Regions from separate parts of the Homo sapiens genome. Here regions 1 and 3 are each linked to region 2. The links are chromatin contacts, found by Hi-C or POLR2A ChIA-PET in ENCODE. All regions are on one chromosome and are shown on one strand. Each heading gives the region's core, a stretch centred on a gene start or an enhancer-like site at or near the end of the contact. The rest is flanking DNA. Distances are from core to core; before and after follow the strand shown.

The links. Hi-C counts contacts between places; a loop is a spot of excess contacts on that map. ChIA-PET counts read pairs that join two places held with the same protein, here RNA polymerase II (POLR2A). Pooled maps may share reads with other maps.
Region 1: a loop to region 2 is called in a map of B cell, with 18 times the contacts of the local background. The contact joins the promoter of LARP1 here to the promoter of ATOX1 in region 2. A Hi-C loop is called at or near these places in 3 of 168 maps with a recorded cell type or tissue (B cell, CD4-positive, alpha-beta T cell and CD8-positive, alpha-beta T cell) and 8 of 50 pooled maps. POLR2A ChIA-PET finds 5 or more read pairs at or near these places in 2 of 52 experiments (PC-9 and activated naive CD4-positive, alpha-beta T cell).
Region 3: a map of CD4-positive, alpha-beta T cell shows a loop between it and region 2 (5-fold over the local background). The contact joins the promoter of PCYOX1L here to the promoter of ATOX1 in region 2. A Hi-C loop is called at or near these places in 1 of 168 maps with a recorded cell type or tissue (CD4-positive, alpha-beta T cell), 1 of 37 single-sample maps with no recorded cell type and 6 of 50 pooled maps.

What each region holds. Positions count from the first base shown.
Region 1 is chr5:154,753,883-154,757,482 of GRCh38, forward strand. It overlaps LARP1 (La ribonucleoprotein 1, translational regulator), which reads left to right and starts at 1,495. Exons shown (of 19, transcript NM_033551.3): 1 at 1,495-2,311. The coding sequence starts at 1,876. It overlaps LOC112267936 (a long non-coding RNA gene), which reads right to left and starts at 1,138. Exons shown (of 2, transcript XR_002956231.2): 1 at 1-1,138. RefSeq lists silencers at 873-1,022, 1,273-1,612, 1,653-2,062, 2,103-2,182, 2,463-2,572 and an enhancer at 3,493-3,552.
Region 2 is chr5:151,757,064-151,760,823 of GRCh38, forward strand. It overlaps ATOX1 (antioxidant 1 copper chaperone), which reads right to left and starts at 1,568. Exons shown (of 4, transcript NM_004045.4): 1 at 1,483-1,568. The coding sequence starts at 1,488. ATOX1-AS1 (ATOX1 antisense RNA 1) reads left to right here. Exons shown (of 4, transcript XR_007059008.1): 3 at 1-8; 4 at 1,226-1,297. RefSeq lists an enhancer at 607-736 and a silencer at 1,507-1,756.
Region 3 is chr5:149,356,615-149,360,501 of GRCh38, forward strand. It overlaps PCYOX1L (prenylcysteine oxidase 1 like), which reads left to right and starts at 1,432. Exons shown (of 6, transcript NM_024028.4): 1 at 1,432-1,542. The coding sequence starts at 1,455. It overlaps GRPEL2-AS1 (GRPEL2 antisense RNA 1), which reads right to left and starts at 1,028. Exons shown (of 2, transcript NR_132366.1): 1 at 911-1,028. RefSeq lists an enhancer at 1,192-1,486 and silencers at 1,212-1,261, 1,282-1,441, 1,462-1,671.

The DNA.
Region 1 (3,600 bases), core at 245-2,744, 3.0 Mb after region 2:
CCTAGATCCAGCAGGTCGTGTGCTCTAATTCTTGTTTTGGAGATGGCCAACATTCCAGGCTGTTATGTTATGTGAGCACGTGGGATCACAGCCAGTCAGAAGCCAGGACTTCTCCAAGTGAAGTCATAAGCACCAAAGGGATCTTGCTAGACACGCAGATTTCTGGGTCCAGTCCCAGACCGAGCCTGATTCCTAATACTTTGGCATCTGCGTTCAAAGAAGTCTTCCCTTATCACCCAAACAAAAGTAGCCCATCTAGTCTAACTGATTACCACAGTTTAACTATTGTCTTCATAGATACTAGACAATAATTTATTACTTGTTTATTGTCTCTTTCCCCACCTTAGAATAAATTCCATGAGGATAGGGACTTTGTTAGCCTAGTTTATACCAAACCCGTTTCCTAGAACCCTGCAAGGCCCCCACAGTACGAGGTCAGTAAGTATTGAATCGAATGTACACTGAAGTTTGAAACTGCTGTCATACACTGCTCCTTCATTTTACAATAGAGAAACTGAGGCCCACGAAGCTGGAAGTCACTGCTGCAGAGATGGTAAGGGGGCAGGGCCAGGATAAAATCTCAGATCTCAGAAGTCCCAATCCAGGGACGGTTCAACTCCGCCCAAAGCAATTCTTTAGAAAAAAAACGACATCCACTTGAAAGAAAAGACATTTCCTGCCCATAAATACAAGGTTTCGCGGCGGGGAGAAGGGCCTGGCCTGGGTGAGGGCTTTAGTAATTCCGTTCCCACTTCCTAGGCGCCGGCTGCCCGCAAGGGCTAAAGACTCGCTTTCCAGGCCCGGAGTTGAACCCATCTCCGGGTAGTGTCGAGGCCAGGCCCAGCGGCGGCGAGGCGCGGAGCACAACCCACTGAGGTGCGGACGGCTCACCCAACCAAGGTCACCCGGGCGGGGACCGAAGGGGCCAGGCCCGCCGGGCACAGGGGAGGGGGCGGCGTTGGCGCGTCCTCGGGGCGGATGAGGGTCCTCCCTTCGGCCTCCTAGAAGTCAGGAATGACACTAATGGCTCCTTCCCCTGAATCTGACACCCAGCCTAAAGAGCACGAGCAGGCCCGGCAGGCCGCGTGGCCGGGTCCCATGTGCTCCACCTGAGGCCGCTCTCACGCGCTGGCCCTTTAAGATACCTCCCCTCCTCGCCCAGCCTTCTCTCCTATCCCCGTCAGCGCCCCCACCGACAACTCCCGAATTGCATCAGGCACGTGCTCGCCCCCGTCCGGTCTGAGCGTCCCTACCCCCAGCCCGGGAGGTGCTCTGAGGAATCGGAGACGAGGGGCGGGGCGAGGGGCAGGACCGCGTAGCCGTGCGCGCGCCGTCCCGCCGCCTCCTGCCCGCCCGTCGCCCAGGGCCCGGCCAGCGGCGCGCCCCCGCTGCGCCGTCCCCTCCCCTCGCCCGCCGCGTCGTGAGGCGCGCGCCCGCCCGCCGCCTGCCGCGGATCGCGTGGTCTGCTTGGCTCGCCGCGCCTCTCCCCCGTCCGTCCATATTGCTGCAGCCCCCGAGCCGGGAAGCCCGGGCCGCCCCGGGGGCGGGGGGGAGGGAGGGACGGGACTAGAAGCCTGCCGGGCTCGGGGTGGGGGCGTCTTGCGAGGAACGGGCGGGGGGGGACGCACGCCTAGGAGGCCTGGACTGCAGAGTGGGGGGCCTTCCTCCCCCCCCGCCCCGCTAGTGGGCCTCGGATTTACGGCGGCTGCATCTAACTGGGAGGGGGCCGCACCTCGCGTGAACCCCGACCCTTCTCTGCAGGGACTGGGGCCCAGCGCCCCGGAGGAAGGCGTCGCGGGCGCTCTGCTAGCCAAGTTCGAGGCGGGGGAGGCAGCCTCGGGCGCGCCCGGCTTCTCCGGGGGGGCGGGCGCGCAGATGGCCACTCAGGTGGAGCCGCTGCTGCCTGGGGGCGCCACGCTCTTGCAGGCCGAAGAGCACGGGGGGCTGGTGAGGAAGAAGCCGCCGCCGGCGCCCGAGGGCAAGGGCGAGCCCGGGCCAAACGACGTCCGCGGGGGGGAGCCGGACGGCAGCGCTCGGAGACCCCGGCCGCCCTGCGCCAAGCCGCACAAGGAGGGCACCGGGCAGCAGGAGCGCGAGAGCCCGCGGCCGCTGCAGCTGCCCGGCGCCGAAGGCCCGGCCATCAGCGACGGGGAGGAGGGCGGCGGCGAGCCAGGCGCTGGCGGAGGAGCTGCCGGAGCCGCGGGCGCGGGGCGCCGGGACTTCGTGGAAGCCCCCCCGCCCAAGGTGAACCCGTGGACTAAGAACGCATTGCCGCCGGTCCTGACCACCGTGAACGGACAGTCCCCCCCAGGTGGGTCTCCCTCCTTGCCCTCCTGGGTCCGGGGGCCTCTTCCGGGGACATGGGAGTCCCCTCCCCCAGCACCTCCAGGGCCCCGGGGTCTGCTACCGGTCATGGTGACTCGGGACTTTTTAAAATTGCCTCCTGGTTGATCCTGGTCGCCGCGCCCTCCCCCCCACCGTACACTCAGGGACCTGCCCCTGCCCGAGGGCCCGGCCTCCGGGAGGCTACGGCCACCGCCTGGGCCGCAGCGGTTAGTGGGCAACGGTGTGGTTCGGGCCTACCTCGTCGGCAGAGGGTGGGCGCTGGTTTCAGTGAAACGATCCCCACCGCATGCTGGTGTAAGAGACGGTTTCTGGTTTGAACCTTCCTCTGGAAGCCCCTCTTCCCACCCCGCCCGGCGCTCCCCGTTTTGGTAGCGTTGCGAGCGTCCCCATGTTGTAAATGTTTAATGAGCATATGTCACGGGCAACCCAGTGCCCGGCGCGGAGTACATGCTGGCCGCACGGATGCGGGGATTAAAAGTTAACAAGTTTTGTTCTCGGGGAGATGAAATTGGGCTTTAGAATCGCCATTTGGAGACGGGTTGAGGGGTCAGTTGTGGGGAGAAGAAACCCATCGTGTCATCGAATTCGGTGGTTTCCCTCCCCGATCCCGGGCACCTTCCGCCTTAAGAAGGAGCCCGATGGCGAGTGTGCTGGGGGAGCCAGTTAGGAGGTTGGCGGAAAATGTGAGGCGGGTGAGGGGCCTGCGGCGACTTGAGGGGCGTGTGGCGGCGGGGGAGGGAGTGGCCGGCCTGGGCGGGCGGGTGACAGTTGGGCGCCATGCGCCGCGCCGGCGGCCCGCGGGCCGCTCGGCCTCGGCGTTCGGTGCGGGCCGCGGCGCTGGGGGTGGCAGGAGGGTGCGGGCCCGCGGCGCGGCCCGAGTGTGCGTGTGCGCGGCGCGGGTGTGTGCGCGTCCCCCCTTCCCAGCATTCCTCTGCAGCCGGGACAACGTGGTGCCTCCCCGCGCGGGGAGCGGCATGTGACTGCCGACCGGCGCTCCGCGAGTCCTCCCTCTCCCTCCTCCGCGTTTTGGTCCTTTTGGACCGTGCCCCTTTCCGGGGGGAGGTAAGGGGTGCAGGAAATCCCAGCAGAGCCGTGTCAGCGTGGGGGGAGAGGCGGTGCAGAATATGGAGTCTGCTCTTGCATTGCCTTTGCCGAGAATAGATCGTCGGCTTGGGTGGGGGGGGCGCGCCCACTCTCCTCTCTCGGCCGGCGTATAGGGCGGGTCTCCATTCTTTGGTTTTGGGTCCGTTTGTG
Region 2 (3,760 bases), core at 318-2,817:
ACTCTCAGGTAACACACTCTTCCCCTTCCAGTATGTGTATATAGATATATTTTTTTCTTCCCTTTCCAGTTTTGAGGAAATCCCTTGACTAACACCCTCTTTCCTTCAGCTGTTATCTTGTGGTACATGGTGCCAAGTGCCCTCCTCATTCCCATCATCTGCTCCAGAGGGTTTTTTGTCAAAATCCCCAGAAGATACAGAATACAGTGATGATCAAGCTAGCCTTTTCCTCATTGCCACCCCCCACAAAAAATCCTGGTGGCCTTCACTCCCCAAGCCCCAGGGCAATTAATACTGTCTTCTACCATTGCCACAGGCTGACTTGCCCAACTGGTAGGGCTGATTCTATCAGATTCCTTATCCATACTTTGTTGTTGGAGGATTTGTCTCAAGGCACCTGGCAAGACCCACAGGAAATGACACCTGAGATGTCAGTGGCTCTGCCCAGGAGGCCTCAGGCTCACCTGCCAGCTCCCTAAAGACAGGATGCAAAGACACATGGCAACTGTGGGATACCTCTGGGTATCCACCTGGCCCAGAGCCATGAATTAGGCACCCTGAAGAAAATGCTAAACACCACATGACCCTAACCAAGATGCAACTGAGATCAGAGCATCTTCCCAAGCCGGTGTGACTGCTTTTGCCTGGCACCTCCCATGTGGTCAGGCCTGGAGAGATGGGGAGCCTAAGGATAAGGAGCTGAATCCTGGCTCTGCCAACTTCAACACGACCTGGAATAAGTTACTGGGCTTTTTATATTTTTATCTGCCAAAGGCCTCAATTCTTTATATAAAAAACGAGGCCACGAGCAACAATATATGTGATAAGACTGAGTGATCTGCAAAGGCAGGCTAAGACTGACTTCCCAGACACAGCCACTGAGCAACTGGTGACTGTGCGGGGGGGTTCCTGAACCTCTCTGGGGCTCATGGGTTCAGGCTGAGAAAGTGTCTCCATTCAGTGTCGCCCAGAGTTGATCTGAAAAGTAGGCCAGAGTGGGCAGGGAAATTAAGAAAAGCATGAACCTCTGAAAACCTGCCCGGTCCGTGAGGAAATAACCGGGTCCACTCCCTTGTCCAGAGCCTCCCCACCGCCCTCCTTCAGGCCAGCTCCGCGGGCAGGGCAGCCAGGAGGAAGGCTCAGGGACTAGGCGTCTCAGTTCCCGCTGGCCACCAACTCCCCCATCCCCTGCCCCCTCTCTGGTTCTGTTTCTCTGTGTACGCAGGGAAGGTGTGGGCTTGTCGCCCCTGGAGGCCTTCCAGCTCCGACGTTTTGAAGCCTGGCTCCCAGATTAAACTCCCTTCGGATCCCATTTTCTGAAGGGTCGCAAAAGCTGGGGGCTGGGTGGGGTAAGCTAGGGGACAACAGCGGCTCCGGCCGCCGCCTGAGCCCTTCAAGATCAGCATCCGGTCAAGCGGCTGTGCAGCCGAGAAGCAACCCGGGACTGCAAGTCTGCGTGGCGGGGACGGCGCAACCACTCACCGGCATGACTGAGGCAGCGGCGGTGTGGCGGCGGTGTGGCGGCGGTGTCAGCAGCGCCTCTCTGGATTCGGAGGGCGGGTTCGGCTGCGCTTCCGAGAGTGCGCACTAGAGGCCTGGTCCCGGAGGCCCCTCCCACTCCGGGCCCGGCCGCGAGGGAGGCTCCGCCCCCTCCAGTCCTGATCCCTGCCGGCCGCGCCGCCTCCTTTCTGCGGGCCGGGCCCGTGGTCACCCGGCCTGGACGGAGAGAGGAGGTGAGAGGGGCGCTGCGTTGGCCTCCATCGACTGTCGGCCTTTTTCAGAACGCCTACTTCGGGTCAAGCTTGTGTTAGGGAATGCCAGAGAAGGGCACCGCCTTGAACAGGACATCATCCATCCATCCCTAAAAGGACAGTTTCACTCATTTATTCACCGAGTCAATTTTTATTAAGCGCCAGCCAACGAGGACGCAGCGGTGGAAGAGCAGCAGCAGGAGGCTGCGAAGGACGCAGGCAGTGATAGTGCAGGGTTAGCAGAGCTGTTGTGACAGAGGAGGAAGGGCCCTGACTGCAGTGGGGTGGGGGCGGTTGTGGAAGAGAGGCGGCCTGGGGAGAAGGCAATAATCTGGACCTCGGTTAGCCTTTATCGCCCTGTTACAGGCTTTGTCTCTAAATACAGTCGCATTGGGGGTTAGGGTATCAACATAGGAATTTGCGGGGACACAATTCATGTCCATGTCAGAGTTCAGTCCCTAGCAGAGCCATACTGACTAGAGTTTTAATCTCAGCCCTATCATTTATTAGCCATGTGACCCTGGGCAGATGAACTTACCTCTCTAAGCCTCAATATCCTCACGTATAAGATGGGGACAGTTAAGGTCACTATACAATTTTTTATCTGAACCTTTTGCTAGAGAAAGGAGATGCTATTAATAATTTTGCCAGGACAACAGGCAAACACCATGACTGTTTCAGGCAAACAACGACACATGGTTCCCTCCAAGAAACCTACTTTGCAGTATTGTTGGAATACATGTAATGTGTGCAAACTTCTTAATACATTGCTTGGCACATGGTAGGCACCAAAAATATATATAAGTATTCTCTAATTGCTAGGCCCTCTGTTGGCCTCCCTGGCACTGGGTCTTCCGCTGCTCACAAAATACCCCTTAACCATTCATCCCCTACCCAACCTGCCAGGAATTCCCTAAAGATGGAAGGGAAGGGGGCGAGGAGGAGAGGGAAAGAGGGTACTGGCACATTAGGTCCTGTACGGGCAAGGCTTAGCATCTTGGTAGTCCTGGGTACAACTGTGCCCTGGGGCTAGGGATAGCTAGATTGCCATGAGGGAAGGCGGAGAGTGGACATGAGGGAAGGAAATCCTTCCCAAAGCAACAGTACACAGGGCGAACCACCCACGGCATGTTTTAGAGAATTAGGGGTATGGGTTGGGGGGATGGCTAAGCCTAGAGACAGCAATTTAAAGAGAAGACAGCTTTATAAAGATCTGTTAAAGATCACAAATAAAGACCTATTAAAGAGGAGAAGAAAATATGCCAGACTGTAGTTCCTGCATAAATATATACATACATTCCGTGTATTTACATTAAAATAAGCATGAAATGAACCACAGCCAATGTTACTAGAAGTTATCTTGGATAAGTGTAGGATTTGCAGGTGGAATCCCAATGTACCTACTGTTTAATTTTCAAATAACACAAAGTAGCGTACAGTGAAAAGTAGGTCTTCCTCCTACCCTGACCTCTCCTTCTTAAACAAAAGGCATAGTATACACAGTTTTGCATCCTGCTTTTCTCACTTTATAAAATATCTTAGAGATTATTCCTGGGCCAGATGCAGTGGCTCATACCTGTAATCGCATTGCTTTGAGAGGCCTAAGTGGGAGGATCACTTGAGCCCAGGAGTTTGAGACCAGACTAAGAAACATGGTGAAACCCTGGCTCTACAAAAAATACAAAAATTAGCCGGGTGTGGTGGCATATGCCTGTGGTCCCAGCTACTCAGGAGACTGAGGTGGGAGCATCACTTGAGCTCAGGAGGTCAAGGCTGCATTGAGCCATAAGTACACCACTGCACTCCAGCCTGGGTGACAGAATATGACCCTGTATTTAAAAAAAAAAAAAAAAAAAGATTATTCCTTAATAGTACATATCAACCCTTTTCTTTCTTAGCTTTTTTTTTTTTTTTCCCCGAGATGGAGTCTTGCTCTGTCGCCCAGGCTGGAGTGCAGTGACGTGATCTTGGCTCACTGCAACGTCCGCCTCCTGGGTTCAAGCAACTCT
Region 3 (3,887 bases), core at 182-2,681, 2.4 Mb before region 2:
GGTGGAGTGCAGTGGTACAATCTCGGCTCACTGCAACATGTGCCTCCCAGGTTCAAGCGATTCTCCTGCCCCAGCCTCCCGAGTAGCTGGGATTACAGGCGCACACCACCAAGCCCAGCTAATTTTTGCATTTTAGCAGAGATGAGGTTTCACCATGATGGCCGAGCTGGTCTCGAACTCCTGACCTCAAGTGATCTGCCCACCTCGGCCTCCCAAACTGCTGGGATTACAGGCATGAGCCACTGTGCCCGGCCCAGTTTCTTATTTTAGCCATAATCTCACTGAGTAAATATGGATTTCATTTATTTTTATATATTTATTTATTTTTAAAGACAGGGACTCTTGTCACTCAGGCTGGAGTGCAGTGGCACAATCATAGAACACTGTAACCTCAAACTACCGGTCTCAAGCCTCCCACCTCTGCCTCCTGAATAGCTAGGACTACAGGTGTGCACCACCACTCCTGGCGAATTTTTTTTTTTTAAGAGACGGGGTCTCAGAGTCTCATTATGTTGCCCAGGCTGGTCTCAAACTGCTGGCCTAAGCGATCCTCCCGCCTGACCTTCCAAAATGCTGGGATTACAGGCTTGAGCCACCCCCAGCCTCCGGATTTTCTTTATTCTGAAACTCATCCCTAACTTTATTTTCTGCCAGAGGAAGTCTGTTTTTCACAGCGTGATAAACTAGCAAGTCTGAGCTGCTGCTCTTGTCTTCTTAGAGGATGAAAATGGGAGTTTATCCCTCCTTTTCTCCTTTCTGAAAAGAGAGTAGATGAAACCTTCCCCCGCCTTTTGGTTTTTAGGAAGCAGAAAGCAGAGATATTAACTATATAAAAACTGCAAACACATAAATAACAGCAGTATAGAAAGCATAGGGCTTGTGTCAGCATATGAATGAGGTAGCGTCTTACCACCCTGGCCGCATGCTTGGTCAGCAATTTCCAGCACTTGCAGACACTGCAAAAGGCTTCCCTTATCTCATAAGATGGTTACAACCACCTAGAAAGGTGGAGCAGGATTCTTCGTCTGTGTTATAATAGAGGAAACAGACACAGAGAAGATACAGAGCTAATAACGCAGAGGCTGGACATAACCGAGGTCTTCAAAGCTTCACTTTGGTCTGTTTCATCCCTCTGCCGCAGCTGGGCCCTGGTCCTGATGCTGAGGACCCGAAGCGGGCACACCTGCGCCGGGCAAGAATGAACCCAGCCAATGAGGAGCCCGCATGCGGGGGGCGGGGCGGAACGGGGAAGCTGCCAATGAGAGAGCCTACCCCGAGAGAGATGGAGCTAATGAGGGCCTCGTGCTGGAGAGGGACGGCGGCTTGGCCAATGCGGAGCTGGGTCTGGCGCGGCAGGAAGGCGGGACTGCCAGTGGGGCGCCGGGGCGGGGCGGAGAGCCGAGCGCCAACCCGCTAGCGCCTGAATCCGGCGTGCTGCCCGCTCGCCGCCCGCCATGGCCCGCGCAGCCCCGCTGCTCGCCGCGTTGACCGCGCTCCTCGCCGCCGCCGCTGCTGGCGGAGATGCCCCGCCGGGCAAAATCGGTGCGGGAAGGACGCGGTGGGGTTCCCAGCTGGGGAGGGCCGGCGGGTAAAGGGTTCTCAGTTCTCAGCTAGGTGGGGTATAGGAGGGCGGCTGGGTGAGGGAGGGGTCCTCGGAAAAGGAGCTGGGTGGAGGAGAGGCGCCGAAGGGGACGCGGCAGGGAAGGTCCTGATGGGGCCGGGGCATGGCATGTGAAGAGGGCCACCTAGGACGGAAAAGAGGCCTGGGCAGGACTGGCCGCGGATCTCACCGGGAGGTCCAGGGTCGCTGAGCATCTGCCATGGTCCTGGCTGTTGGCTAGGCGCCCGGGTGACAGAGGACAGAGAGGCTGGGCGATGGCATTCACAGAGGTTGGTTGAGGGCTCTCTGTGTAGCAGACGTGGTGCTGTAGTTCCTGCTGGGGTAGAGCCCTCACAGTACAGGGAAGTCCGTGCTGAGCTGAGGAAGTACGGTGCATGCAGAGGAGGGGCGCTTCACCCTGTCTTTGCGGCCCTGGGAGGGCTTCCTGGAAGTAACATCTAAGCCAAACCACCCCCAGGTCGATAGGAGACAGTCCTGGCAGAGACAGAACACTAGGTCCGCTGGAGATTTGCTGACAGAACGGGGAACTTTTAACAACAGTCTTTTTGTTTATTGTGTGTGTGGTTTCCCCAATACTTTATTTTGAAAATGTTCAGATGTACAGCAAGAATTTTATAGTGGTCATCTGTATACCCACCACCTACATTCTGCCATTAACTGCTGCTATACTTGCTGTGTCACATAACTATCACGCACTGTTCTAGACATCCACGAATCCAGCCTACATTTTGATGCATCTCCAAATAAATTGCAGACATCAGGACACCTCACTAAATACGTCATCGTGCATATCATTGACTAGAGTGTCATATGTGTTTACAGTTGCTTTTTTTTTTCCTCCCTCAACAACTGTCATTTTAACTACATGACTCGTGAAGATTTTCAAGTCCCTCACACGTGATATTCCCACAGGCAGAGATCCTGGGCTTCGGGGTGGGAGGACAAAGACTCTATTCCGCTAGGCCACTCTCCATGCACCCCAGTTGGCAGGAGTGCCTGGAACATCTGATAGAAGCATCACAAACTTACAGGGTCCAGTGCAGTGCTAAAGCTTCTTGTGTAGCAGAACCACAGCCCAGGCCATACAGGGTTAAGAAGACTGAAGCATGCCAGAAACCAGTTTGAGACTGAGAGTTTAGTGCTTGCCAAGAAAAGAGAATCCTGAGGCTAGAGTAGCCAGAGAAGCCCTCATGGAGAAGGTGGAGTTTGAGCCAGGCATTGAAGGATGTGGAAGAGTTAGGCAGGCAGTATCCATGAGTGACCATGTGTTCTCTCTCTGTCCTTAGATCGTTTGAATACAGTGTGGCTAGGAGTAAGCAGAGTGTGCTGTGGGAATATGCAGGGCACTCCCCGTTTTCTTAGGAACAGGCAACAGGACAGGACATTTCTCACCATTGGGGAAGGAGCAGGACCTCCACCCAGCAGAATTGCTGCATTGTGGCAACATGGAGCTCTCTGCCTCCTTCCTCCCAGCTGGCCCTTCTGGCCCCATCCAAGAGTCATCCAGAGCAGGACACTTGGCAATGCCTCACTGCCCTTCAGCTTTCTAGATTTTCCTCAGCCCTCTGACGGGAGCCTCTGTTCATCCTTGGTGGTTTGGACTCTACCCACAACAAGAATGCGGATTCCTGTTAGGATGGCTTAATGCTTGTGCTTCTGCAGGACCAAATCTGAGAACCCCCAAGTGGCATCAGGACCCTCTAAACCCACCCATATAGTTCCATATGCTGCCCTTCTCATGCTGGTCTCTTTGCAGAGTGTGCGTGTCCTCTCACTGACAAAGCTGATTGTCCTCCAGCATCTTGCATGAAATCTTATTTCCCCAAGAAGGCTGTGTCCCCACACCCTCTGGGGCAGAATTCACTGCTTCCCCTTCAGGACTCCCTGGAACCCTGTTGCACTTCATCATGGGTTGTCGTTGCTAATTGCGCAGGAGTCTGTCTGCCCATTCCATGCTGGGGTCCTGGGGGACAGAAGCCTGTTTGATTTTTCTTTGTGCCCCAGGACATCTTACTGTAAATTAGAGAATTGGTGTCAGTTGTGTTAAATGAGCTGGTTCACAATGAAGTGGTGTCTTCTGCTTCCTGATCTTGGGCAGCTTCTAGGCCTTAATATCAATTTCTCTGGAAAAATGGGTAATTTGGGACTCTTTGCACATGGAGGGGATGGGAGCACACTGGTTAAAATAAAATCCAAAGCTGTCTTGGAAGTGGCTTTGTAAGTACTGTGAGAGGAAGTGGTTTATTCTTTCAACACAGAAAAAATA